Linked DNA regions of Homo sapiens: regions 1 and 3 are each linked to region 2. Evidence: chromatin contacts called from ENCODE Hi-C or POLR2A ChIA-PET data. All regions are on one chromosome and are shown on one strand. The core of a region is the stretch at or near the end of the contact, and the rest is flanking DNA. Distances in the headings are between cores, read along the strand shown.

The links. A loop is a pair of places that touch in the nucleus more often than their neighbours do. ChIA-PET counts read pairs that join two places held with the same protein, here RNA polymerase II (POLR2A). Pooled maps may share reads with other maps.
Region 1: a loop to region 2 is called in a map of heart right ventricle, with 4 times the contacts of the local background. The contact joins two enhancer-like sites. A Hi-C loop is called at or near these places in 117 of 168 maps with a recorded cell type or tissue (A673, B cell, CD14-positive monocyte and 66 more), 37 of 37 single-sample maps with no recorded cell type and 49 of 50 pooled maps. POLR2A ChIA-PET finds 5 or more read pairs at or near these places in 2 of 52 experiments (MCF 10A and OCI-LY7).
Region 3: a pooled map shows a loop between it and region 2 (8-fold over the local background). The contact joins the promoter of PGBD5 here to the enhancer-like site in region 2. A Hi-C loop is called at or near these places in 4 of 50 pooled maps.

Annotation. Positions count from the first base shown.
Region 1 is chr1:230,298,129-230,301,045 of GRCh38, reverse strand. No RefSeq gene overlaps it. Among named protein-coding and RNA genes, the nearest start is that of PGBD5, 130 kb to the left of the region's middle. Within about 2 kb of position 1,250, at least 5 of the 41 ENCODE cell types and tissues checked have a DNase peak (open chromatin) inside an H3K27ac peak, as active enhancers do; they include B cell and spleen, where a contact is called at or near this core.
Region 2 is chr1:229,663,000-229,666,137 of GRCh38, reverse strand. No RefSeq gene overlaps it. Among named protein-coding and RNA genes, the nearest start is that of URB2, 38 kb to the right of the region's middle. Within about 2 kb of position 1,822, at least 5 of the 41 ENCODE cell types and tissues checked have a DNase peak (open chromatin) inside an H3K27ac peak, as active enhancers do; they include B cell and spleen, where a contact is called at or near this core.
Region 3 is chr1:230,424,726-230,427,901 of GRCh38, reverse strand. PGBD5 (piggyBac transposable element derived 5) reads left to right here and starts at 1,570. Exons shown (of 7, transcript NM_001258311.2): 1 at 1,570-2,304. The coding sequence starts at 1,974. RefSeq lists enhancers at 401-947, 948-1,495 and a silencer at 1,304-1,623.

The DNA of each region.
Region 1 (2,917 bases), core at 1-2,500, 640 kb before region 2:
TATGCCCAGCCGGACGCATCCTTGCTAGGCATTGAGTTGACAGTGCAGCCGCCCCGGAAAAGCTGGGGTCTCGTGCGCTGCGGTACGGGCATCTTCCAGCAAGAAGGGTGAGGAGGTCCCCAAGGTCTTTCCAGCACCCCTGGGAGAGACGGGAGTCTGTGAATAAAGCCTTGGGCGCAGCTGAACGAAGGACTTTTTCTCTCAGCACAACTAATGTGAGAACACTGTCACCTGCTTCCATCTCTGGGGAATGCATTTTCTGAACAGGTGCTGGCCCCGGCCCTCCCCTCCACACCACCTCTGCTTCAAATGGGAAATCTAAACCTCTCAAGGCCCAGAGGCTGTTTGTTTCTCTCTTATTTCTAAGGCATCCACCCATGAGTGCTAGAGAAACCTACCTTTCCTGCTGTTGGAGCCTTCTAGGACCTCCCTGTCTCAAAAACTATGACCAGCACCGTGCTCATGATCAGCGGGCTGGTGCGCAGTGGTGGGGATGGCCTTAAACCCCGACTGCCCAGGTAACACCCTCATTTCAGTAATGGCCCATCATGATGGCAAGCCTTAATGGGAGGTGTGGTGGGCAGAACGAGGAGCCCCGACCCCGAAACAAAGAGGCTCACCTCCTAATCCCCAGGACCTAAGCCTATGTTACTTTTCACAGCAAACAGGAATTCAGGTAGCAGAGGAGTTCAGGTTGCAATCAGCTGTCTGTGAGGCAGGGAGAGGACCCTGGAATATCCTGTGGGTGCAGTGTCATCACAAGGGTCCTTGTGAGTGAGAACCTTTCCCAGCTGTGTTTACAGCGGAGACACGGCTGTGAAGAACGCAGGAGGTGCAACGTTGCTGGCTTTGATGATGGATGGGGGGATGTAAGCCAAGGGGCATGGACACCTCTAAAAGCTGGGCACAGTGTGAAGTGGAATCCTCCCTCAGAGCCTCCAGAAAGGACTGCAGCCCTACAGACACCTTTACTTTCGCCCAGGGAGGCCGTGTCAGACTTCTGACCTCCAGAGCTGTAAGGTACTACATTTGTGTTGTTGCAGCCACCAAGTTGGAGGTCATTTGTTACAGCAGCAACAAGAAATCAATATGGAGGTGATTTCAGGCCCCGGAGGGATTCTGAGGGCAGTGGGCACATTCAGGAGTTTCAAGTCAATACAGTGGTGACAGGTGCCCAGCACCTTACTTCCTCGGGGCGAATTTGCCGAAGAGCGGAGAGAGCAGGTTTCAATGCAAAGAGGAAGAACCAGGAAACAGTCACATCAGAGCATCTGCTTTTGTCCTTGCCAAATGCACAGGCACAGATCAGCTTGGAGAACTCCCTTTTGTGTTTCTGGTTCAAGGAACGGAGCCCTCATTTCTCCCTGTGCTCGTGAGGAACAGGAAGTCAAATGAAAGTTTAAAAGGATGACGCGGCTGGAAAAATCATTGTAATCGTGAGTACTGTCTCAGGGGCAGCCTTTAGACTTTGCCCAGTTTATCTGTCACCAAACAAAGGATCATAACAGGGACAGGTCCATTGTGATCTGTCTGCTGGGAAGAGCCTCACAGCCAGGGTGGAGACACAGAAAGAAAGGACAGTTGGGATGCACATGGAAGGCAGACCCTCCCTCTGGGTGAACGGCCTGGCACAGGGCCACTGTAGGAAGATCTGGCACCTCTGGGCCCTTTTTCTGCCTCTTCCCTCCCTCAGGCTGACCCTGCATTTAAAGGAGTGGAGGCAGGGCCTGGTTGTCAAACTGACAGGCCACATACCCAGAGGGAGGAAGTCGCTCTCCAGTGGAGAGACGATCTCTGGCCGTGGAGTCAGTACTTGTGAATTTCCACCAAGCTCTGTTATTGACGATGATCTTGAGCAATCGTGGGTTCCCCTTGAGCCCTGGGTTCTTTATCTTTTTTTTTTTAATTATTATTATACTTTAAGTTTTAGGGTACATGTGCACAATGTGCAGGTTAGTTACATATGTATACATGTGCCATGCTGGGGTGCTGCACCCATTAACTCGTCATTTAGCATTAGGTATATCTCCTAATGCTATCCCTCCCCGCTCCCCCCACCCCACAACAGTCCCCAGAGTGTGATGTTCCCCTTCCTGTGTCCATGTGTTCTCACTGTTCAATTCCCACCTATGAGTGAGAACATGTGGTGTTTGGTTTTTTGTCCTTGAGATAGTTTACTGAGAATGTTGATTTCCAATTTCATCCATGTCCCTACAAAGGACGTGAACTCATCGTTTTTTATGGCTGCATAGTATTCCATGGTGTATATGTGCAACATTTTCTTAATCCAGTCTATCATTGTTGGACATTTGGGTTGGTTCCAAGTCTTTGCTATTGTGAGTAGTGCCGCAATAAACATACGTGTGCATGTGTCTTTATAGCAGCATGATTTATAGTCCTTTGGATATATACCCAGTAATGGGATGGCTGGGTCAAATGGTATTTCTAGTTCTAGATCCCTGAGGAATCGCCACACTGACTTCCACAATGGTTGAACTCGTTTACAGTCCCACCAACAGTGTAAAAGTGTTCCTATTTCTCCACATCCTCTCCAGCACCTGTTGTTTCCTGACTTTTTAATGATTGCTATTCTAACTGGTGTGAGATGGTATCTCATTGTGGTTTTGATTTGCATTTCTCTGATGGCCAGTGATGATGAGCATTTTTTCATGTGTCTTTTGGCTTCATAAATGTCTTCTTTTGAGAAGTGTCTGTTCATATCCTTCACCCACTTTTTGATGGGGTTGTTTGTTTTTTCTTGTAAATTTGTTTGAGTTCATTGTAGATTCTGGATATTAGCCCTTTGTCAGATGAGTAGGTTGCGAAAATTTTTCCCATTTTGTAGGTTGCCTGTTCACTCTGATGGTAGTTTCTTTTGCTGTGCAGAAGCTCTTTAGTTTAATTAGATCCCATTTGT
Region 2 (3,138 bases), core at 573-3,072:
ATTTCCAGATTTTCTGAAAACCTAAGCTGTGGGTGTTTAGTGAAACAATGACGCATTGTAATAGGAAGCATCAGCAACACTTTGCTGTGGTAAACTGCAGCCTCTGTACAGTCAGGCCACGCAGCCACACATAGTGCATGGAAAATTTAATTCAAATATTTATTCTACAAAGACGCATTCATTGACATTTATGGAGACAGGCGGGTGGAGCGCAGTTTTCAAATTGTTCTACTCTGCTGGAAGACCAGTATTCCCAGGGCATTCTTCATCCAACAAGTATTAATTGAGCACCTACTATGTGCCAGGTGCCCATTTCGGGTCCATACTCAAGCTGTGAGTAGCACAAACAGGATCCCTGCATATGCGGAGTTTAACTTCTACTGGGAAAAAAGACACCAGACAACATGCATAAGCAAAACACCTAGTAAATTGGAGAGCAACACATACTGAGGAAAAAGTAATGAAGCAGGGAAAAAGGGGACAGGATGGTCAAGGCAGGTGGGTGGGATTTTAGATGGAGTTTCCAAAAGTCATCATAAGGCCAGGCGTGGTGGCTCATGCCTGTAATCCCAGCACTTTGGGAGTCCAAGGATGGTGGATCACCTGAGGTCAGGAGTTCAAGACCAGCCTGGCCACCATGGTGAAACCCCGTCTCTACCAAAAAAATATAAAAATTAGCCAAGCATGGTGGCACGCACCTATAGTTCCAGCTACTCAGGAGGCTGAGGTGGGAGAATCGCTTGAACCTGGGAGGCAGAGGCTGCAGTGAGCCAAGATCATGCCACTGTAACCCATCCTGGGCAACAGAGCAAGACCCTGTCTCAAAAAAAAAAAAAAAAAGAAATTTGTTTTTTGAAAGGAGACTCTTTGGAGGTTTGAAGGAAGATGGAGGGACAACCACTAGGACTATTTAGAAACAATCTCTAGGATGAGTGACCACAGGCAGTAAGAGAAAAGAGGGAAGATGCTAGTGAGAGCTGGGACTGAAGGAGAGTGAGGAATTGGTTATGTCTTCCAGATTTTCAACTCAATTCAATGAGCAGAAATTGGCAAGTTTGAAAAGGACTTGCCCAGAGGCAATGGTGACATCAGGGAGTGGAAGGTCAGGAAAGTTAGAAGGTCTAGAGAGAATTGTCAAGGATTAATCCTTGAGGACACCAGTATTTTAGGGGAAGGGAGAGAAAAAGGTAACCAAGAGCATCAGAGATAGTCGAGGCCCTAGAGGATGCAGAGAGCCAGCGGGGGGTCCGACCAGCCAAGGGTGTCCAGCGATGGTCAAGGACCTACCACACATTCGTGAAGCCAGGTGTCTTTCAGAGGGCAGTTTTGATGGGAAGGATGACCAAGGAGCAAAGGTAGACTCCTTATAATTGTTGGGTAGTCAAGAGAAAAGGCTGATGGAAATGTGAGAGGATAACAGGATCGAGACTGAAGATAAATTAAGAGTATTCTGTGTGTGTCTATAAACAGCAGGGAAAGTGATAGCAGAGACTCGAGAGACAGAGGGCTATGGTTAGATGGGAAGAGATTGTGTGCCTGATTTAATCTGTTATAAAGCTCAAAGAGGGCTTAGAGAAAATACCAGTGCAGGCTGCATGCCAAGTCAGAGAATACCAGACACTGAATGGCACCGGCACCCACATCTGTCCCCACAAGAACAGCCATTCTGAGTCTTTGAAATGGCCATAGTTGGGAAACAGTTGGCCATGCCCTCTAGCATGACATTAAGGTACAGGAAGACGCAGGGCCGTGCACTGATTTGTGTTTCTGTGGGTGCTTCTTTATCACCACCTTGGCAGCCGGCCAGGCGTTACTGCTGGGATTTCCCGTGGCCTCATTTTTCTGAGTGTGTTTCTCGCCCCAGGCCCCAGCACACTTTCACCTCCGTTGAGCCTGGTCTACTGAGTCACATCCCCTCAATCCTCCTTTGTAATGAAAAACCACTCCCACTACTACTAGTTGTGTTCTTTCTGGAGCATTTCACAAACCTCTTCCTTCCTCTCATCCAAATATTTATGTTCTACGATCAACCAGAACTTCACATTAAAACCATTGTAACAATCCAGTCTCCACAAGCTCCTAACATCCCAAAGCTATGCTGCCTCATGGATGTTTCTCCCTCTGATGAAAAAAGAGATCTTCCTCCCAATAGGTGACCCCAGCAGAAGAGAGAGAACAGGATTTTGTAGAGAATCAATCCCCATGACTCCATTCCTTTCTCCCTCAACAGAGCTGGCTCTGGAGTTAAGGGTAGGGCAGGACAATCAGGGAACTCCAAAGACGAGGAAGGAGGTGACAGACCTAGGGATGCCAGTGAGGCACAGTGGTCATGGTGGCAACGGGGAACAAGCTGGGTAGAGGGACAACAGGGCAGGCCAAAGAAAGGACATTACAAACAGGCTCATTGGGCCAGGCACGGTGGCTTACACCTGTAATCCCAGCACTTTGGAGGCCAAGGCAAGAGGATCACCTGAGCCCAGGAGTTCAATTCCAGCCAGGGCAAGAGCGAAATCCCATCTCTACTTAAAAAAGATTAGCGAGGCGTGGTGGCATGCACCTGTAGTCCTAGCTACTTGGGAGGCTGACATGGGAGGAGCACTTCAGCCCAGGAGTTGGAGGCTGCAGTGAGCTAGGATCACACCACTGTACTCCAGCCTCTTAAAAAAAAGGAGCAAGGGAAGCCAAGAAGAGTCCAACAAGGAGGCTCAAGTGTGAGTTCTCACATCAGCGATGGCAGATGGGCAGGGGTGGCAGTCCTGGGAATGTGGGGTCAGGACATTTCAGAAGGGTCCCCAGTGTGGACATGAGGCTACAAAAAATATCAGCAGGAAACAAGAGGGAAGACTGGGAAAGAAGAGAGGTCACCAGCAAGCAGGAGTGATTGAGAGAGGTGGCCCAGACACACCAGGGAGGGAGGGCAGAGAAGTCAGTGAGTGGGGATGGCAGAATGGTGTTGGAAGGACGTGGGGACAAGAAAGCACAGGGCAACAGAAGTAACATCCATTAGAGAGACACGAGAGACATACAGGCTGAGGGGGAAAGGGTGAATATCACCTCTCCCTCCAGCCACTGAACTTGTCTGCTGGAAGAGATGGAAAAGGTAAACGACAAAGTAAAATTTAAAAAAAAAGGAGAGTG
Region 3 (3,176 bases), core at 321-2,820, 760 kb before region 2:
AATTCCTAATTGCAGAATTTGAACTTGAGCTATGGAGTCTTACTCTTCTTCTTGCATCTTCAACCTATGCTTTACTATCACCCTTTTTGATAAGTCAGATTACCTGTACTCTCTTCAACAACTTTCAGCTGGTTAGCACAGTATATAGGTATGTTGGAAACCAGATATTTTCCGTGGCATAATTCTTCCAAGAGAGTAAAAATGCTTTGCAAGCACTTCCTCATTTTTCAGCCAATCCACATAGCAAGGAAAGTTCCATGAATCTTTTCCTTTTTATATATTGTCTGTTAGTGATGATCATGAACCTATGCCTGTGCAGAGCCCCTGATGTGGAAGGAGGAACCACAGGGGCTGGGGAGGGGAGGGCATGAGTGAAGGTTCCTGCTCGACACTAGAAGTGACCCCACTTGGCGGCAAAATGGTCCTTCATCCTTTATGCATTCGTAGAAATCGCAACATGCCTTTCTGTTTCATGTAACTACAATTTAGTTAATGCTCAGTAGGATTTGTAAGCCCTTCACATCTCTGAGGATTTATTTTATTTCAGAGTGAAAGTGACTTTATGGCCCATTTACCATTAGTGTGACTTATTGCATTATTCGAAGGAGGAGGAGGGGAGCAAGAAGACAAGGCAGTCTCCGTTACGCGTATCGCCATCAACAGGATGACCACCACACATTCCTGCCCAAGGAAGAGGGGCGGATGCAACCTTTCTGTGCTATTGTTTATGAGAGCACTGAAGCCTGGGTGATCATGCAATATTTCAGTACATGAGTGTTTCAAGTGTGTGTGTGAAGGAGATATTAAAATAGAGGTGTGAGAGTAATTAGTATTTGGAAGTAATGGATATTTTGAGTTCAAAAGATGCCACACGTCAACGATGATGAGGAATGACTAGCTACTTAACTCCAGTGCTGGCACCCTTAAATTACAGGGATACTGAAGCGAGACGGAGTTAGCATCTGACCAGCGACCAACAGTGGACCGGCGAGGCGGGCTCCTAATTAGAGCGAGATTCCCAGAAGCTGGACAGCCCCTGTATTTATGGGAGCATGCGGCGCAGCTGGCAGTGACCCCCAGGAAACCTCGGCAGCAGCCGCCGCCGCGGGTGTGGTGACCTCGGGCCCGCCGCCTACCTGGAGCGTTTCGGCGGCGCCTGGTTCAGAACCACCGGGGCGGACAGCTCCCTGGAGCTGCACGCGGACTGCGGAAGGGGACAGTGAGCGGGATCGGCCCGCACTCCGTCCGCGGGCCCGGACCGCTGGAAGCACCCGGGTCCCCCTCCCCTCCTGTTCCCCGGTCCCGCCCTCCCCCTCCCGCGCTGCGCGTGGCGGTCCCGGGCTGCGCGTCCCTGTAGGAGGAGACCGGCACTGCCGCCGGCGGCCCTCCCCCTAACCGCCAGCCCCGGCCGCGCGCCCCGCCCCGCCCCGCGGAGGAGGGTGGGGGCGTTCCCCGCGCCGGGCCCGCCCAGCTCCCCCGCGGCTGTCCGGGCCGGGCTCCCCATTGGCCGGCGGGCGGGAGGTGAGGGGCGGCAGGGCCCGCCTCTGGCGGCTCGCGCCCGGGAAGGTCGGCAGCCGAGCGCCGGAGGCCGTGGAGAGGGCGGGCAGGGAGGCGGCGGGCGCCGAGGAGACGCAGCGGCGGCGGTGGTGGCGGTGGTGGCGGCGGTGGCGGCGGCGGCGCCTGGTCTCGGCCGCAGCCTCTGCGTCCCGCCCGCTCTGGGTCGCCCCTGCCAGCCCCGCGCGCGGCTCGCCTCCCGCCGCGGCCCGCAGCCTGCGGCGCCCGAGCTCCGAGGGCGCTTCCCCGGGCGCTGGGCCCGAGGCGGCCAAGACGGCGGGCCGGCCGGGCACGGGGCGGCGGGCGCTGTGCTGCGGGCTGCGCTGGTGGGGGGCGGCGGGCCGCGGCGCGGGCCCAGGGCCCGGCGTGTGCGGCTGGGAGGCACTGTGGGGGCGGGCGCGCGGGCGGCGGCCGGGGCCATGGCCGAGGGCGGCGGGGGCGCGCGGAGGAGGGCGCCGGCGCTGCTCGAGGCTGCCCGCGCGCGCTACGAGAGCCTGCACATCTCGGACGACGTGTTCGGCGAGTCCGGCCCGGACAGCGGCGGGAACCCCTTCTACAGCACCTCGGCCGCCTCGCGCTCCTCCTCGGCCGCCTCCTCGGACGACGAGCGCGAGCCCCCGGGACCCCCAGGGGCCGCCCCGCCACCGCCCCGCGCCCCGGACGCACAGGAGCCGGAGGAGGACGAGGCCGGCGCGGGCTGGAGCGCAGCGCTGCGGGACCGCCCGCCCCCGCGCTTCGAGGATACCGGCGGTAAGGGGCTGCCCGCGGGTGGATGTCGGGGGCGGCGCTGGAACCGGGCGCGGGGGAGGCGTGGGTGCTGGGGCGGGCGAGTCCAGACTCTCCGTGGGCTGGCTTGTGGGTGTCTCTCCGGAAACAAATGAGGCTGCAGGAGCGGTGATCGGTCTGACTGCTCCTGGGGGCTCCGAACCCGTGGGTGGAGAGGGTAAGGCGGAGGCCGTGGCCAGCACTTTTCCAGTGACAATGTCGTCGGGGACCTTTTCCTTCACTTCCTGGGAGCACCCCAGCCCCTGCATGGGAAGTCTGTCACACCTGTGGGTCGGACTTTTAGGGGTGGATTGAAGTTAGGCTTTCCTAGTTGAGGGGGCTTTTCTGAAAGCCCGGCGTGGCTGGTGGAGGCAGGGGGAGTCGTTTTTTCACTGACAGCCCAAGAGCAAGCCTTACAGCAGGTGACGCGGGCGAGGCAGGTAGGAGTTGGCCCAGTGAGAGTTGAGAGAGAGGCCACCCGCGGCGTCTTGACTTGGCTTAGTTTTCTCCTTAATCTGAGAAACTTTCCCTGTCCGCGCCATTCCAGATCTCTTGTTAAGAATGGGGAGGAGTGAAGGAAGGGACCGATTGGGCAGCGTTAAGGTGCTTGCTTTTCCGCCAGAAGGTACTTTCAGGTGTGTCCTGCTTACCACTGTGGCCACAGACAAGCCCCGAATACCTGGAGAAGGTGGCTAGGGTGCTGGCAGCTGCGGCTGCCCCACTCCTCTTCACTGTCTGTTTTTGTGGGAGTTGGCTGTTGAAATATCACCACTTCCTCTGCAGAAGCTCCGCAGCCTCTGCCTTCTTTGAAAGCTGCAGACCAGCCGCCCTCTCATGCTGGTATTTCTTGTTCCACG